Regions from separate parts of the Homo sapiens genome. Here region 1 is linked to region 2. A link is a loop called in an ENCODE intact Hi-C map of the cell type or tissue named here. Cell type or tissue: MCF 10A. All regions are shown on one strand.

Region 1 (8,000 bases), 90 kb before region 2:
TCACCTCCCCAACCTTATCTCATGTGGTCACTCCCTTGTCTACCTGTCATATCCACACCAGAATCCATAGATCCGGGAACCCACAAGGCCCTGGGGCCCATATCAGGACTATCACTCTCACGGTTCCCTCTTCTCCTTCTTATTCTGATCCTTTGGGTCTCAGTGCAAACACCCCGTCTTCAGGGAGCCCTTCTCTGCCCCTCGATGTAAAGTAGATTTGTCCCTCTGAAGTGGGCAGATTGCTTGAGCTCAGGAGTTCAAGACCAGCCTGAGCAACATGGCGAGGCCCCATCTTTACAAAAAGTAAAAAAAAAAAAAAAATAGGCTGGGTGCAGTGGCTCACACCTGTAATCCCGGTACTTTAGGGGGCCGAGGCACCTGAGGTGAGGAGTTTGAGACCAGCGTGGCCAACATGGTGAAACCCCGTCTCTACTAAAAATACAAAAATTAGCCCAGTGTGGTGGTGTGCGCCTGTAATCCCAGCTACTCAGGAGGCTGAGGCAGGAGAATCCCTTGAATCTGGTAGGCGGAGGTTGCAGTGAGCCGAGATTGTGCCACTGCATTCAAGCCTGGGCACAGAGCGAGACTCTGTCTCAAAAAATAAAAAAAGAGAAAAGAAAAGAAAGAGAGAGAGAAGGAAGGAAGGAAGGAAGGAAGGAAAGAAGGAAAAGAAAGAAAGATTTGTCCCTGTTATTCTCTAGCCCAGCCCACCCGTGTGTTTTCAATAGCACTCTTCACAAACTGCAAGTACTTTTTAAAACTATTTATGGGCCGGGCGCAGTGGCTCACGCCTGTGATCCCAGCACTTTGGGAGGCCGAGGTGGGCAGATCACAAGGTCAGGAGATTGAAACCATCCTGGCCAACATGATGAAACCCCATCTCTACTAAAACACAAAAAATTAGCCAGGTGTGGTGGTGCACGCCTGTAATCCCAGCTACTTGGGAGGCTGAGGCAGGGGAATTGCTTGAACCCAGGAGGCAGAGGTTGCAGTGAGCTGAGATCACGCCACTGCACTCCAGCCTGGTGACAGAGTAAGACTTCGTCTCAAAAAACAAACTAACAAAAAAACAAAAAAAAAACCCAAAATCTATTTATGTATTTATTTATTGTGCCCCTTGGTTAAGCATAAGGGGTACAATGGCAAACAAGATATAATCCACTGGTCACAGTGGCTCACTCCTGTAATCCCAGTGCTTTGAGAGGCCAAAGCAATTGGATTGCTTGAGCCTAGGAGTCTGAGGCCAGCCTAGAAAACATAGTGAGACTCCTTCTCTACAAAAAATTTAAAAAAATATATATGGCTGTGGTGGTGCCCCTCTATAATCCCAGCTACTCAGGAGGCTGAGGTGGGAGGATTGACTGATGCTAGGAGTTTGAGGTTACAGTGAGCTATGATTGCACCACTGCCCTCCAGCCTGGGTGATGGAGTGAGACCTGTCCCTTAAAAAACATTTTTTTAAAAATATATACAGGGCTGGGTATGGTGGCTCATGTCTGTAATCCCAACACTTTGGGAGGCTGAGGTGGGAAGATGGCTTGAGTCCAGGAGTTCAAGACCAGCCTAGGAAACATAAGGAGACTCCACAAAATAAATAAAATAACTGCCTATTGCGATTTTTTTTATTTTTCTTTCTTTCTTTTTTTTTTTTTTTTTGAGATGGTGGCAGCAGATGAGGCTTTAGCCGCAGGCCAGGCGCAGTGGCTCACGCCTGTAATCCCAACACTTTGGGAGGCAGAGGAGAGAGAATCTCTTGAGGCCAGGAACTCGAGACCAGCCTGGGCAACATAGCGAGATCCCATTCTCCACAAAAAAGGGGAAAAAAGACAAAAGTAAATCAATAAAATAAAAGCAGAGCTATGAGGCTGGGAAGAGTTCTGAGTCCTTTCCACTAATACCCTCCATGCCCTTCCTTGCAGATATGGATGCAGAGAGGGAAGCCCTGCAGAGCACTGCCTACCCTGAAGTGCCAGACCTTCTGCCAGAGGCACGGCTTGATGTTTGAGGTAACTGGAAGTCACTCCGGGCTCCATGCTTTTTTTATTTTTTTTTGACACGTAGTTCTTGCTCTGTCGCCAGGCTGGAGTGCAGTGGTGCGATCTCGGCTCACTGCAACCTCTGCCTCCCGGGTTCAAGCGATTCTCCTGCCTCAGCCTCCTGAGTAGCTGGGACTACAGGCGTGCGCCACCACGCCCAGCTAATTTTTGTATTTTTAGTAGAGACGGGGTTTCACCATGTTGGCCAGGATGGTCTTGATCTCTTGACCTTGTGATCTGCCCGCCTCGGCCTCCCAAAATGCTGGGATTACAGGCGTGAGCCACTGAGCCCAGCCCCATGCTTTTTTTTTTTTGAGACAGAGTCTCGCTCTGCCACCCAGGCTGGAGTGCAATGGTGCAATCTCAGCTCACTGCAACCTTGGCCTCCAGGGTTCAAGCGATTCTCTCGCCTCAGCCTCCTGAGTAGCTGGGATTACAGGTGCCCGCCACCACGCCCCTCTATCCATACTCTTTTAATGCTTTACTGTTGAGTTTTAAAATTCACAGTGATTTTTAAACAAAGGTCCCACATGTTCTTTTTGCACCGAGCCCCGTAGATTCTGTAGTTGGTCCTGGAGATCTGGCCCTGGAGATAAAAATCCTTGGGACTATAAAAAGGCAGGTGGGACTGGGCGCGGTGGCTGACACCTGTAATCCCAGCACTTTGGGAGGCAAAGGCGGGCAGATCGCTTGAGGTCAGAAACTCGAGACTAGCCTAGGCAACATGATGAAACTCTGTCTCTACTAAAAATATAAAAATTAGCCGGGCGTGGTGGCTCATGCCTGTAGTCCCAGCTACTCAGGAGGCTGAGGCAGGAGAATCGCCAGAACTTGGGAAGCAGAGATTGCAGTGAGCTGAGATCAAGCCACTGTACTCCAGCCTGGGTGACAGAGTGAGACTCCGTCTCAAAAAAAAAAAAAAAAAAGGCAGATGGAGGGGTTACAGCCATGTGCACCGTGCTTGGTTAGCATGGCAGGTGGTGTAGAAAAGTGAGTAGGAGTGAATGCTTTTGAACACAGATTCATCGCTGTGTCCCTTGCAGTGTGACCTTGGACATGTCATTTAACTGTCTGTTGTTGTTGCTGCTGTTTTTGTCTTGCCTTCAGAGCTTCCTGGCCCTCTTCGTACTGGGCTTCAGGAGGAGTATAAGAGGGCTTTGCGATATGGGGGATGGGCATGGAGGTTGGACATGCCTTTTTCTAGAACGCTGATGGTGTACCTGTTTGGCACAGTCCCAAAACAGTAGGAGCCCCTAATGCTGTCTCCTTGTACCAATCCCTGGCTAGGGAATTTTTTTTTTTTTTTCAGATGAGGTCCAGTGGATGACAGAGCAAGACTTCATCTCAAAAAAAAAAAAAAAGAAAAAGTGAAAAAGTGCAGTGGTGTGATCTCACAGCTCACTGCAACCTTGAGCTTCTGGGCTCAAGGGATCCTCCTGTCTCAGCCTTCTGAGGAGCTGAAACTACAGACATGCAGCGCTATCCCTGGCTAACCGGGGATGTTTCTGCCTGCACATTTCCCTGTGGAAACTGATGAACATCTTTGGAGTCTCAGCTTAACTTGAGGGCTGCCTCCTTGCTGCTTATGAGAATGATTCATTGCACCAAAGTCCCATTTGGTTAAAAGATGAGGCCGGGCACAGTGGCTAACACCTGTATTCCCAGTGCTTTGGGAGGCCAAGGCAGGAGGATTGCTGGAGGCCAGGAGTTTGATACCGGTCTGGGTAATATAACAAGATCCCGTCTCTATAAAATTAAAAAAATGAGCTGGGTGTGGTGACGCCCACCTGTAGTCCCAGCTACTGGGGAGGCTGAGGTGGGAGGATCACTTGAACCCAGGAGTTTGAGGCTGCAGTGAGCTGTGATGGAGCCACTGCACTCTAGCCTGGGTGCCAGATTGGGATGCTGTCTTTAAAAAAAAAAAAATCTGGGCCGGGCGAAGTGGCTCATGCCTGTAATCCCAGCACTTTGGGAGGCCAAGGCGGGTAGATCACCTGAGGCCAGGAGTTCGAGACCAGCCTGGCCAACATGGTGAAACCCCCTCTCTACTAAAAATACAAAAATTACCCAGATGTGGTGACACGCACCTGTAATCCCAGCTACTCGGGAGGCTGGGGCAGGAGAATTGCTTGAACCTGGGAGGTGGTGGTTGCAGTGAGCCGAGATAACGCCACTGCACTCCAGCCTAGGCAACAGAATGAGATTCTGTCTCAAAAAAAAAAAAAAAATCAAGTGGCTCTTTGGGTAAAAAAGAAAAGAAAAGGAAAAAGATGCATGATCGTTATGGTTTGTATATTTATTACTAAGAAAGAAGCAGTGCTGGAAATTCCACTCTGCCCACCATTGATCATGAGACATAGTTCAATGTCAAAGGCACTATGGAAGCATCAGCACTGAGAGCTGATGAAATGGTCAAGCTTTTCTGTTTAATGCCCATGCCCGTCCTCTGACGCGGATGCTGTCAACATCCTCCACACGCACATCGGGAGACGGCGGTCCCTCCAGAAGCACAAGCTCCTTCCAGAGGCTGGCTCCTGACCCCTTTTCCTTTCCTGCTCCTCTAACTCATTGTTCCTCCCCCTTTCTTCCTCCAGTCACATTGAGTACTGCTGGCCTCTCACCACTTGTCTTAAGAATCTATGTGTCTTTCTCTCGGTGCTAAAGAATTCAGGGAGGCAGGGACTGTTCCGAGTTGTCTTTGTCTCCCTGTCACCCCAGCCTTCCACAGGGTCAGCTTTGCCTACCTGAACTGAGCTGTTCTGCCCAGCCTCCCCATGGCGAGCAGGCACAAATGAACTGCAAGCGTGCGGTTGCCAAGGAGACCTTGGTACGTCCAGTGCTGGCCAAACTAAACACCCTCCTTTGCAAGGAAAGCTTTGTGAACAAGTGTGGACACGTCCTTGCTTTCAAAGCAACAGTTTGAAAATGGCCAAGTTCCTTTTTTAAAAAAGCTTTTCTGTCAGGGCGAGGTGGCTCATGCCTGTAATCCCAGCACTCTGGGAGGCCGAGACAGGCAGATCACGAGGTCAGGAGATTGAGACCATCCTGGCTAACACGGTGAAACCCCATCTCTACTAAAAAATGCAAAAAATTAGCCGGGCATGTAGTCCCAGCTACTCCGGAGGCTGAGGCAGGAGAATGGCGTGAACCCGGGAGGCGGAGCTTGCAGTGAGCCAAGATTGCGCCACTGCACTCCAGCCTGGGTGATAGAGCAAGACTCCATCTCAAAAAAAAAAAAAAGATTTTCTTTCTTTTTTTTTTTCTTTTTTCTTTTTCTGTTTTTCTTGCAACAGGGTGTCGCTCTGTCACCCAGGCTGGAGTGCAGGCATGCAATCACAGCTCACTGCAGCTTTCTGGGCTCAGGTGATCCTCCTGTCTCAGCCTCTCAAGTATCTGAGACTACAGGCACACACCACTACACCTGGCTATTTATTTATTTATTTATTTATTTATTTATTGTAGACACAATGTCTCCCTATATTGTTCAGGCTGGTCTCAAACTCCCGGCCTCAAGAGATCCTCCTCCCTCAGCCTCCCATAGTGCTGGGATTATAGGGGTAAGCCACTTTGCCCTGCCTCTGTTCTAATTTTTTTATTTTAATTAACTTGCTTTTTTATTTCTTAATTTTTATTTTTTTAGAGATGAGGTCTTGCTACATTGCCCAACCTGGTCTTGAACTCCTGGGTTCAAGCAATCCTCATGCTTCAGCCTCCAGAGTAGCTGGGATTATAGGCACATGCCACCGTGCCCGACTAAATGTTTATAAATAAACTTCTGAATTTGGAATTTAGGCTTACAGGAAACGCATGGACAGTACGGAGTTCCCATACACCCCACACTCTGTGTCTCCTAACGTTTTACCTAACCACAGCACAACCAACTATGTTGTTACAACTATGAAATGAACTTTGAGGACAGGTGCAGTAGCTCGTGCCTGTAATCCTAACATTTTGGGAGGCTGAGGCAGACAGTTCACTTGAGATCAGGAGTTTGAGACCAGCCTGGCCAACATAGCAAAACTTTATCTCTAATAAAGATACAAAAAAATTAGCCAGGCGTGGTGGTGCACGCCTGTAATCCCAGCTACTCGGGAGGCTGAGGCAGGAGAATTGCTTGAACTCGGGAGGCGGAGGTTGTGGTGAGCTGAGAGTGCACCACTAAGCTCCAGCCTGGGTGACAGAGCAAGACTCTGTCCCCCTGACCAAAAAAAAAAAGAAAGAAAGAAAGAAAGAAATCAGTCTGGGGGCAGTGGCTCATGCCTGTAATCCCAGCATTTTGGGAAGCCGAGGTGGGTGGATCACCTGAGGTCAAGAGTTCGAGACCAGCCTGGCCAATATGGTGAAACCTTATCTCTACTAAAAATACAAAAAATTAGCCAGGCATGGTGGTGTGCGCCTGTAGTTCCAGCTACTCAGGAGACTGAGGCATAAGAATCGCTTGAACCCATTAGGCAAAATTTACAATGAGCCAAGATCATGCCACTGGAAGGAAGGAAGGAAGGAAGGAAGGAAGGAAGGAAAGAAGGAAGGAAGGAAGGAAGGAAGGAAGGAAGGAAGGAGGAAGGAAGGAAGGAAGGAAGGAAGGAAGGATTTTCCAGTGAGACAAGATTGCGCCACTGCACTCTAGCCTGGGTGACATAGCAGGACTCCAACTCAAAAAAAAAAAAAAAGATAAATCAACATTGGTACATGACTGTTAACCTCCTGACTTTATTCAAATGTTGCCAGCTCTTCTATCTAAGTCTTTTCTGGTGAAGAACCCCATCCAGGGTACCCCATTGCATTTCGTTGTCTTATTGCCCTAGTCTCCTCTGGTCTGTGTCAATTTCTCAGTCACCTTATTTCTCATGACCTTGGCAGTCTTTTTCTTTCCTTCTTTCCTTCTTTCCTTCCTTCCTTCTTTCCTTCCTTCCTTCCTACCTTCCTCTCTCTCTTTCTTTTGACAGAGCCTGGCTCTGCTGTCCAGGCTGGCATGCAGTAGTACAATAAGAGCTCACTGCAACCTCTGCCTTGTGGGCTCAATTGATCCTCCTACCTCAGCCTCCCGAGTAGCTGGGACTACAGGTGCCCACCACCATGCTTGGCTTTGACTGGCAGGGCATCTTGAAGAACGCCCTTCCCTCTAGTCTGGGTCTGTCTGTTATTTTTCTCATGATTATACTGAGGTTATGAATTTGGTTCAAGTTCTTTTAATCCAGACATCCCCCTACAGGAAGAGGCTGTCAAAAATTTTTGAAAGAAACTTTCTGCTTTGTCAAAAGGGATTGAAAAAACAAATCACCTGTCATGCCACCTCTCTGACAAACTTGTGTTTCTATTTCCCAGGTCGTTGATCTGAGGTGGGGTATTCGGAACATTGAAGCCACTGACCACTTGACCACAGAACTCTGCTTGGAGGAGGTTGACCGGTGTTGGAAAACATCCATAGGGCCAGCTTTTGTTGTGAGTGTCTTGGGAGGAATGGGTTAGCTCTTACTCCTCCAGGATATGCCCCCTGCTTTCTAGACAAACTGATCAGCAGAGGGAAGTAGGTACCGTTTCTGCTTTCGTACCTTATCCCTATGGCCTGCCTGTGGCAGACATTACTAATCAATCACAGAACTCTTTCTGCAGAGCTGAATGGGATCCAGACATTAGCAGTCAAATGGAAGCAGCAGGTGGCTTGGAGAGTAGAATGTTGAAGCCAGAAGGAATCTTGGAATTTGATCTGGACTTTCTCCCACCTTCCCCACCCCCTCCACTTTATGTCTATAGAACTTTGGGATCCTGGAAAGCCATGGAAAAGGTGGAAACCCACAGGGTCTTGGGATATTTTTTTTCCTCCATGTGCCCACTGGTTTCAGGTCGTGGGGACTTCTCCCCTCTCTCTTCCAATTGCACCCCTTCTATCAAAAAATCAATCTCCAGTCCACAATTAATGGTTTTGGCTATTAAAATTGAATGATATTCCTGAGTCTTTTTTCT
Region 2 (8,000 bases):
ACTATATTGCCCAGGCTGGTCTCCAACTCTTGGGCTCAAGCGATCCCCCCAGTGTGCTGGGATTACATGGCGCCTGGCCATCAGAAATATTTCTAATCTGGCCCTTTACCAAAATATATATATATATTTACCAAATATATACGTGTCTATATATATACATGCACATATATACACATATATACACACACATATATACACATATATATACACATATACATATATACGTATATATGTGTGTATATACACACATACATATGTATATATGTATATATACACATACATATGTATATATGTATATATACACACACATATGTATATACATATGTGTATATGCACATATATACATACACACACACACACATATACTTATGTATATATGCCTACCCTTGGTCTTAAAGCTTGGCTAAATTTAGGGTAAACATCTTTTATATAGGCTTTCTTTTTTTAGAGTAGTTTTAGGTTCACAGCAAAATTAAGTGGAAGGTGCAGAGATTTCCCATCTACCCTATGCACCCCTCATGCACAGCCTCCTCCATCAACATCCCTCACTCTAACAAACGCAGAGCGGTGCATTTGTTACAATGGATGAACTCGCATTGACACTTCCTTATCAGAGGAGAGACAATTTTTTTTTTTTGAGACGGAGTTTTGCTCTTGTTGCCCAGGCTGGAGTGCAATGGTGCGATCTCGGCTCACTGCAACCTCCGCCTCCCGGGTTCAAGCCGTTCTCCTGCCTCAGCCTCCCAAGTAGCTGGAATTACAGGTGTACGCCACCACACCAGGCTAATTTTTGTATTTTTAGTAGAGACAGGGTTTTGCCATTTTGGCCAGGCTGGTCTGAAACTCCTGGCCTCAAGTGATCCACCCGACTTGGCCTCCCAAAGTGCTGGGATGACAGGCATGAGCCACTGCAACTGGCCCAGGATAGACATTTTTGACAAGTATACTTCATAGGTGTGTCCATTCTCCATCACTACTTAGTAAATTATTGCAAAGTTAGAAGCTTAAAATAACATCCACTTCTTATCTTACAATTTCTGCAAGTCAGGAGTCTGGGCATGGCATGACTGGATTCTTTGTTCAGGATCTCACAAGGTGTCAGCCGGACTGGGCTCTCATTGAGAGCCTCAGGGTCTTCATCCAAGCTCCTTCAGATTCTTGGCAGAATTAAGCCCTTCAAAGCTATAGGAGTGGAGACCTCAGCTGCCCCTCTCCATAGGCAGTTTGCAAAACAGCTGCTTCCTTCTTCAAGGCCAGCAGCATTGTATTTCTCTGATGCTTCATCTCTGACCTCAAACTCAGACTCAGACTCAGACTCAGATTGTCTTTTAAAAAAATTTTTTTTTGGCCAGGTGCAGTGGTTCACACCTGTAATCCCAGCACTTTGGAAGGCCCAGGCTGGCAGATCATGAGGTCAAGAGATACAGACCATCCTGGCCAACATGGTGAAACCCTGTCTCTACTAAAAATGCAAAAAATTAGCTGGGCATGGTGGTGCGCGCCTGTAGTCTCAGCTACTCAGGAGGCTGAGGCAGGAGAATCAGTTGAACCCAGGAGATGGAGGTTGCTGTGAGCCAACATCATGCCACTGCACTCTAGCCTGGTGACAGAGTGAGACTCTGTCTCAAAAAACAAAAAAAATTTTTTTAGAGATGAGGTCTTGCTGTGTTGCCCAGGCTGGTCTCAAACTCCTGGCCTCAAGTGATCCGCCTGCCTCTCAAAGTGCTGGGATTACAGGTTTGAGCCACTGCACCTGGCCCAGTAGCACCTTTTTATGTTTGATAAAAATAAGAATATCCAGCCTAGGCAACTTAGTGAGACCCTGTCTGTAAAAAAAATAAAAATAAAAAATTAGCCAGGCATGGTGGCACGTACCTGTAGTCCTGGCTACTCAGGAGGTCAAGGCTGCAGTGAGCTGTGATTGCACCATTGCACTCCAGCCTGGGCAACAGAGCGAGTACCTGTTTCAGAAAATAAATAAATGGAAATAAAATTAAAAGATGTCTTTGTACTATTGTCCTCATGATAAATATACACATGTGTGCACATACATACATGTACACACATGCCCCAGATGGAACTGGCTTGTGGTTTTGTCAGAGGCGTTTGAAACAAGCTTACTCCATCTAGAATAGGGGCTGGGTAAAATGAGGCTGAGACCTGCAGGGCTGCATTCCCGGGAGGTTAGGCATTCTAAGCCACAGGGTGAGGTAGGAGGTGGACGGAAGACCCAGGTCACAAAGACCCTGCTGATAAAACAGGATTCTGGGGCGGGGTGGGGGTCGGGGGGCATTGTTTGTTTGTTTGTTTTTGTTTTTGTTTGAGACAGAGTTTCGCTCTTGTTGCCCAGGCTAGAGTGCAATGAATGGCGCGATCTTGGCTCACTGCAAACTCTGCCTCCTGGGTTCAAGAGATTCCCCTGTCTCAGCCTCCTGAGTAGCTGGTATTATAGGCACATGCTACCATGCCTGGCTAATTTTTGTATTTTTAGTAGAGACGGAGTTTCATCATATTTATCAGGCTGGTCTCGAACTCCTGACCTCGGGTGATCCACCTGCCTCGGCCTCCCAAAGTGCTGGGATTACAGGCGTGAGCCACTGCGCCCGGCCCATGCAGGGTTTTTGTTGTTGTTGTTGTTGTTGTTGTTTTTGAGACAGAGTCTTGCTCTGTCACCCAGGCTGGAGTGCAGTGGCATGGTCTTGGCTCACTGAAACCTCCACCTCCTGGGTTCAAGCGATTCTCCTGCCTCAGCCTCCTGAGTAGCTGGGATTACAGGCGCCCGCCACCACGCCTGGCTAATTTTTTTTTTTTTTTTTGAGTAAAGATGGGGGTTTCACCATGTTGGCCAGGCTGGCCTCGAACTCCTGACCTCAGGTGATTCGCCCACCTTGGCCTCCCAAAGGGCTGGGATTACAGGCGTGAGCCACCGTGCCGGGCCAGGATGCAGGGTTTTATCAGCATGGTGTGAAAGTGACCTCTGGTTGTCCTCACTGCTCATTATACACTAATTATAATACATTAGCATGCTAAGAGACACTCCCACCAGCGCCATGACAGTTACAAATGCCATGGCAACTTCCAGAAGTTACCCTATAGGTTCTAAAAGGGTAGGGACCCCTAAGTTCTGGGAAATCTTCGCCCCTTTTCTCAGAAAACTCATGAGTAATCCATCCCTTGTTTAACCTATAATCAAGAAATAACTGTAAGTATATGCAATCGAGCAGCCCATATCACTGCTCTGCCTGTGGAGTAGCCATTCTTTTATTCCTTTACTTTCTTTTTCTTCATTTTTAAAATTTATTTTTATTTTTTGAGATGCAGTTTTGCTCTGGTCACCCAGGCTAGAGCGCAATGGTGCGATCTCGGCTCACTGCAACCTCCGCCTCCCAGGTTCAAGTGATTCTCCTGCCTCAGCCTCCCGAGTAGCTGGGATTACAGGCGTCCACCACCATGCCCAGCTAATTTTTGTATTTTTAGTTGAGACAGGGTTTCACCATCTTGACCAGGCTGGTCTCGAACTCCTGAACTCAGGTGATCTGCCTTCCTCGGTCTCCCAAAGTGTTGGAATTACAGGCATGAGCCACTGCACCTAGCCTTTTTTCTTTTTTTTTGAGACAGGATCTTGCTCTGTTTCCCAGGCTGGAGAGCAGTGACACGACCATGGCTCACTGCAGCCTTGACTTCTTGGACTCAAGCAATTCTCCTGCCTCAGCCTCCCAAATAGCTGGGACTGCAGACGTGCACCACCACGCCAGGCTAATTTTTTGTTTTGTTTTGTTTGTTTGTTTGTTTTTTGTAGAGAAAAAGCGATCTGTCTGCCTTCGTCTCCCAAAGTGCTGGGATTACAGGCGTGAGCCACCTGGCCTCCTTTACTTTCTTAAACTTACTTTATGGACTTGTCCAGAATTCTTTCTTGCATGAGATCCAAGAACTCTCTCTTGGGGTCTGGATGAAGACCCCTTTTCGGTAACAGTTTCCTCTTCCCCAAATGAAAGAGGGCCTTTGCTGATCATTTGAGAGAAAACAAATTTGAGTAGAAGCCACACTCCCTGTGGGGAGGGGCACACTGTGGGACAACTCTGTTGGCCCTCAAGGACGATGACTAATAGGTTGCTGATGTCAGAGGCATTTGAACCAGAGCAACAACATCTTGAATAGGGGCTGGGTAAAATAAGGCTGAGACCTACTGGGCTGCATTCCCAGATGGTTAGGTCATTCTAAGTCACAGGATGAGTTAGGAGGTCAGCACAAGATACGGGTCATAAAGACCTTACTGGCCTGGCGCGGTGGCTCATGCCTGTAATCCCAGCACTTTGGGAGGCTGAGGTGGGTGGATCACCTGAGGTCGGGAGTTTGAAACCAGCCTGACCAACATGGAGAAACCTCGTCTCTACTAAAAATGCAAAATTAGCCGGGCCTGGTGGTGCGCACCTGTAATCTCAGCTATTCGGGAGGCTGAGGCAGGAGAATCACTTGAACTGGGAGGTGGAGGTTACAGTGAGCCAAGATTGCGCCATTGCACTCCAGCCTGAATAACAAGAGTGAAACTTCGTCTAAAACAAACAAAAACAAACAAACAAAAAAAACCTAGCTGATAAAATAGCCTGCAGTAAAGAAGCCAGCCAAAACCAAGATGGAGACAAGAGTGGCCTCTGGTTGTCCTCACTGCTGTACTCCTACCGGTGCCATGACAGTTTACAAATGCCATGGCAACATCAGGAAGTTACCCTATATGGTCTAAAAAGGGGAGGCATAAATAATCCACCCCTTGATTAGCGTATCATCAAGAAATAACTGGCCAGGCGCGGTGGCTCATGCCTGTAATCCCAATACTTTGGGAGGCTTTGGTGGATAGATCATTTGAGGTCAGGAGTTTGAGACCAGCCTGGCCAACATGATAAGACCCCCGTCTCTAATACTAAAAATACAAAAATTAGCCAGGCGTGGTGGCACGCACCTGTAATCCCAGCTACTTGGGAGGCTGAGGTAGGAGAATCGCTTGAACCTGGAAGGCAGAGGTTGCAGTGAGCTGCAATCGCGCCACTGCACTCTAGCCTGGGCGACAGAGTAAGACTTCGTCTCAAAAGGAAATAACCATTAAAATGGGCGGCCAGGCGCTGTGGCTCACACCTGTAATCCCAGCATTTTGGGAGGCCAAGGTGGGCGGATCACGAGGTCAGGAGATCAAGACCATCCTGGCTAACATGGTGAAACCCCATCTCTACTAAAAATACAAAAAAAATTAGCCAGGTGTGGTGGCAGGCGCCTGTAGTCCCAGCTACTCGGGAGGCTGAGGCAGGAGAATGGCATGAACCTGGGAGGCGGAGCTTGCAGTGAGCCACGATGGCGCCACTGCACTCCAGCCTGGGCGACAGAACGAGACTCTGTCTAAGAAAAAGGGCAACCAGCAGCCCTGGGGGCTGCTCTGTCTATGGAGTAGCCATTCTTTAGTCCTTTACTTTCCTAATAAACTTACTTTCAGTTTACTGTATGGACTGGCCCTGAATTCTTTCTTGCGTGAGATCCAAGAACCCTCTCTTGGGGTCTGGATTGGGACCCCTTTCCCGTAACAGTGTCAGAGGTGTTTGAACCAGAGGAACCCCGACTTGAATAGGGGCTGGGTAAAATAAGACTAAGACCTACTGCACTGCATTCCCAGATGGTTAAAGCATTCTTAGTCACAGGATGAGATAGGAGGTCAGCACAACATACGGGTCATAAAGACCTTGCTGATAAAACAGGTTGCAGTAAAGAAGCCGGCCAAAATCTACCCAAATCAAAATGACCTCTGGTGGTCCTCACTGCTACACTCCCACCAGCGCCAAGACAGTTTAGAAATGCCATGGCAACGTCAGGAAGTTACCCTCTATGGTCTAAAAAGAGGAGGCATGAATAATCCACCCCTTGTTTAGCATATCATCAAGAAATAAATCATAAAAATGGGGAATAAGCGGCCCTCGGGGCTGCTCTGTCTGTGGAGTAGCCATTCTTTGTTCCTTTATTTTCCTTATAAACTTGCTTTCACTTTACAGACTCTCCCTGAATTCTTTCTTGCGTGAAATCCAAAAACCCTCTCTGGGGGGTCTGGATCGGGACCCATTTCCTGTAACACTGGGAGGCTTTGGTAAGAAACGGACTGTCCAGACATCTGGTGGCCACAGAGTGTTCAGTCTGCCTTCGCTGCTCTTCCTGGCTGGGAGCCACAAATCTTCCATGCTTTACTTTCTAAATACCACTCCCTTCCACCCACCGCTCTCTACTTCCACTGCTCCCATCCTGGTCTAAGCCACCATCGTCCTTTGCCTAAATGATGAAACAGCCTCCCTCCACCCTCCCTGGCTCCGCTCCAATCACTTTCCTGCAGAGCAGCCAGAGTGATCACTTTCAAATGCAAACCTGAACTTGCAGCTCCTCCGCTCAAAGCCCTTGGATGGTTTCCACCAGCGTGAATGCTAAAGCCTGAACTCAGTGCATAAGGTGCTGTGTGTTCCGCTCCTCTGGCTGCTCCGGGATTATCTTGTACTCTCTTTCTTCCCCTCCCTCTCTGCAGCCTGGGAAACTCGTCTTAAAAAAAAAAAAACTCTTGAAATGTACCATGCTGTCTCCCACCTCAAAAATCACAGCTGTTCGTGATTTTTCTCATGATGAATGCCTACGCATTCTTCAGATCTCAGCTAGAATGCCACCTCCTCTGGGAAGCCTCCCTCATCTCCTGCAAGACTGGGTTAGGTTTCCCTAGGTAACAGGTGGTATTTTCCAAAAATAGCCACAACATATTTCCTGTCCCACATGATACTCTTGGCCATTTGCCCTCCTCTTGAATTTAGGAAAAACTTTGTAACAGCCTGTATGGAAAGAATGCAATGGAAATGATTCTGCGTGACTTCCGAGTCTGGGTGAGAAAAGGTAATATGGGAGCTGGGTGCAGTGATGCATGCCTGTAGTCCCAGCTACTCAACAGATTGACGTGGGAGGATCCTTTGAGTCCAGGAGTTTGAGGCCAGCCTGGGCCAGCCTGAGACCCTGAGTCCCACCCCAACCCCTGCCATCTCCGGAAGAAGAAGAAGGAGAAGGAGAAGAGGAAGAAGAAGAGGAAGAGGAAGAAGAAAAAGAAAAGATGATATGATTCCCACCTGGCTCACACGCTCACTTGTTCTTAGAACGGTAGTTGTGAAGAAGCTCAGGCTGCAAGGAGACCACATGTAGGTATTCCAAGCAACGGCCCCAGCGAGGGTCTCGGCCTGTAGCCTGTAGCAACTGACATACATATGTGTGAGCAAACATTCAGGTGATTCCAGCCCCCAGACTTTGAGCCACCCAGCTGATGCCAAGGTTGAGTTATTCCTCCCAAGCCTGCCCAAATTGCAGATTGAAGAGTAAAATGAATGTCTCTTTTCTTTCTTTTTTTTTTTTTTTCAAGACAGGGTCTTGCTCTTGCTCTGTTCCCCAGGCTGGAGTGCAGTGGCGCAATCTCAGCTCATTGCAACCTCCACCTTCTGGGTTCAAGCGATACTCATGCCTCAACCTCCCAAGTAGCTGGGATTACAGGTGTGTGCCACCACACCTGGCTAATTATTGTATTTTTAGTAGAGATGGGATTTCACCATCTTGTCCAGGCTGGTCTTGAACTCCTGGCCTCATGTGATCCACCCACCTCTGCCTCCCAAAGTGCTGGGATTACAGCCATGAGCCACTTGCCCCGTGAATGTTGTTGTCATTTGAAGCTTCTAAGTCTTGAGCTGCTTTTTATTTTCTTTTACAGAAAGCCCAGACCTTACAATGTTTTTATTTTTTCTCTCCATTTTTCTTTCTTTTTAATGTTTTTGTACAGATGGGATCTTGCTATGTTGCCTGGGCTGGTCTCAAACTCCTGGCCTCAATGCATGCCCCCACCTTGGCCTCCCAAAGTGCTGGGATTGTCAAGGGCTCATTTGTTACACAGTCATAGCAACAGAAATTTAGGAACTGTTACATGTATACCTTCTCTTTAAAGTATTTGT

The links. A loop is a pair of places that touch in the nucleus more often than their neighbours do. Peaks named below come from ENCODE experiments on the same cell type or tissue, not always from the same donor. Only the 100,000 strongest peaks of a DNase experiment are listed, where the experiment ranks them.
Region 1: a loop joins it to region 2, with 4 times the contacts of the local background. A loop is called at or near these places in 2 of 110 quality-filtered maps.

The regions. Positions count from the first base shown.
Region 1 is chr19:16,729,273-16,737,272 of GRCh38, forward strand. NWD1 (NACHT and WD repeat domain containing 1) reads left to right here. Exons shown (of 19, transcript NM_001007525.5): 3 at 1,920-2,006; 4 at 7,362-7,478. The coding sequence starts at 1,926. Among named protein-coding and RNA genes, the nearest start is that of NWD1, 13 kb to the left of the region's middle. In MCF 10A, no CTCF peak of the experiment used is centred here; a DNase peak (open chromatin) is centred at 4,869.
Region 2 is chr19:16,819,136-16,827,135 of GRCh38, forward strand. LOC124904648 (a long non-coding RNA gene) reads right to left here and starts at 2,097. Exons shown (of 3, transcript XR_007067150.1): 1 at 2,056-2,097; 2 at 1,876-1,961. RefSeq lists an enhancer at 6,195-6,872. In MCF 10A, no CTCF peak of the experiment used is centred here; DNase peaks (open chromatin) are centred at 4,146 and 6,296.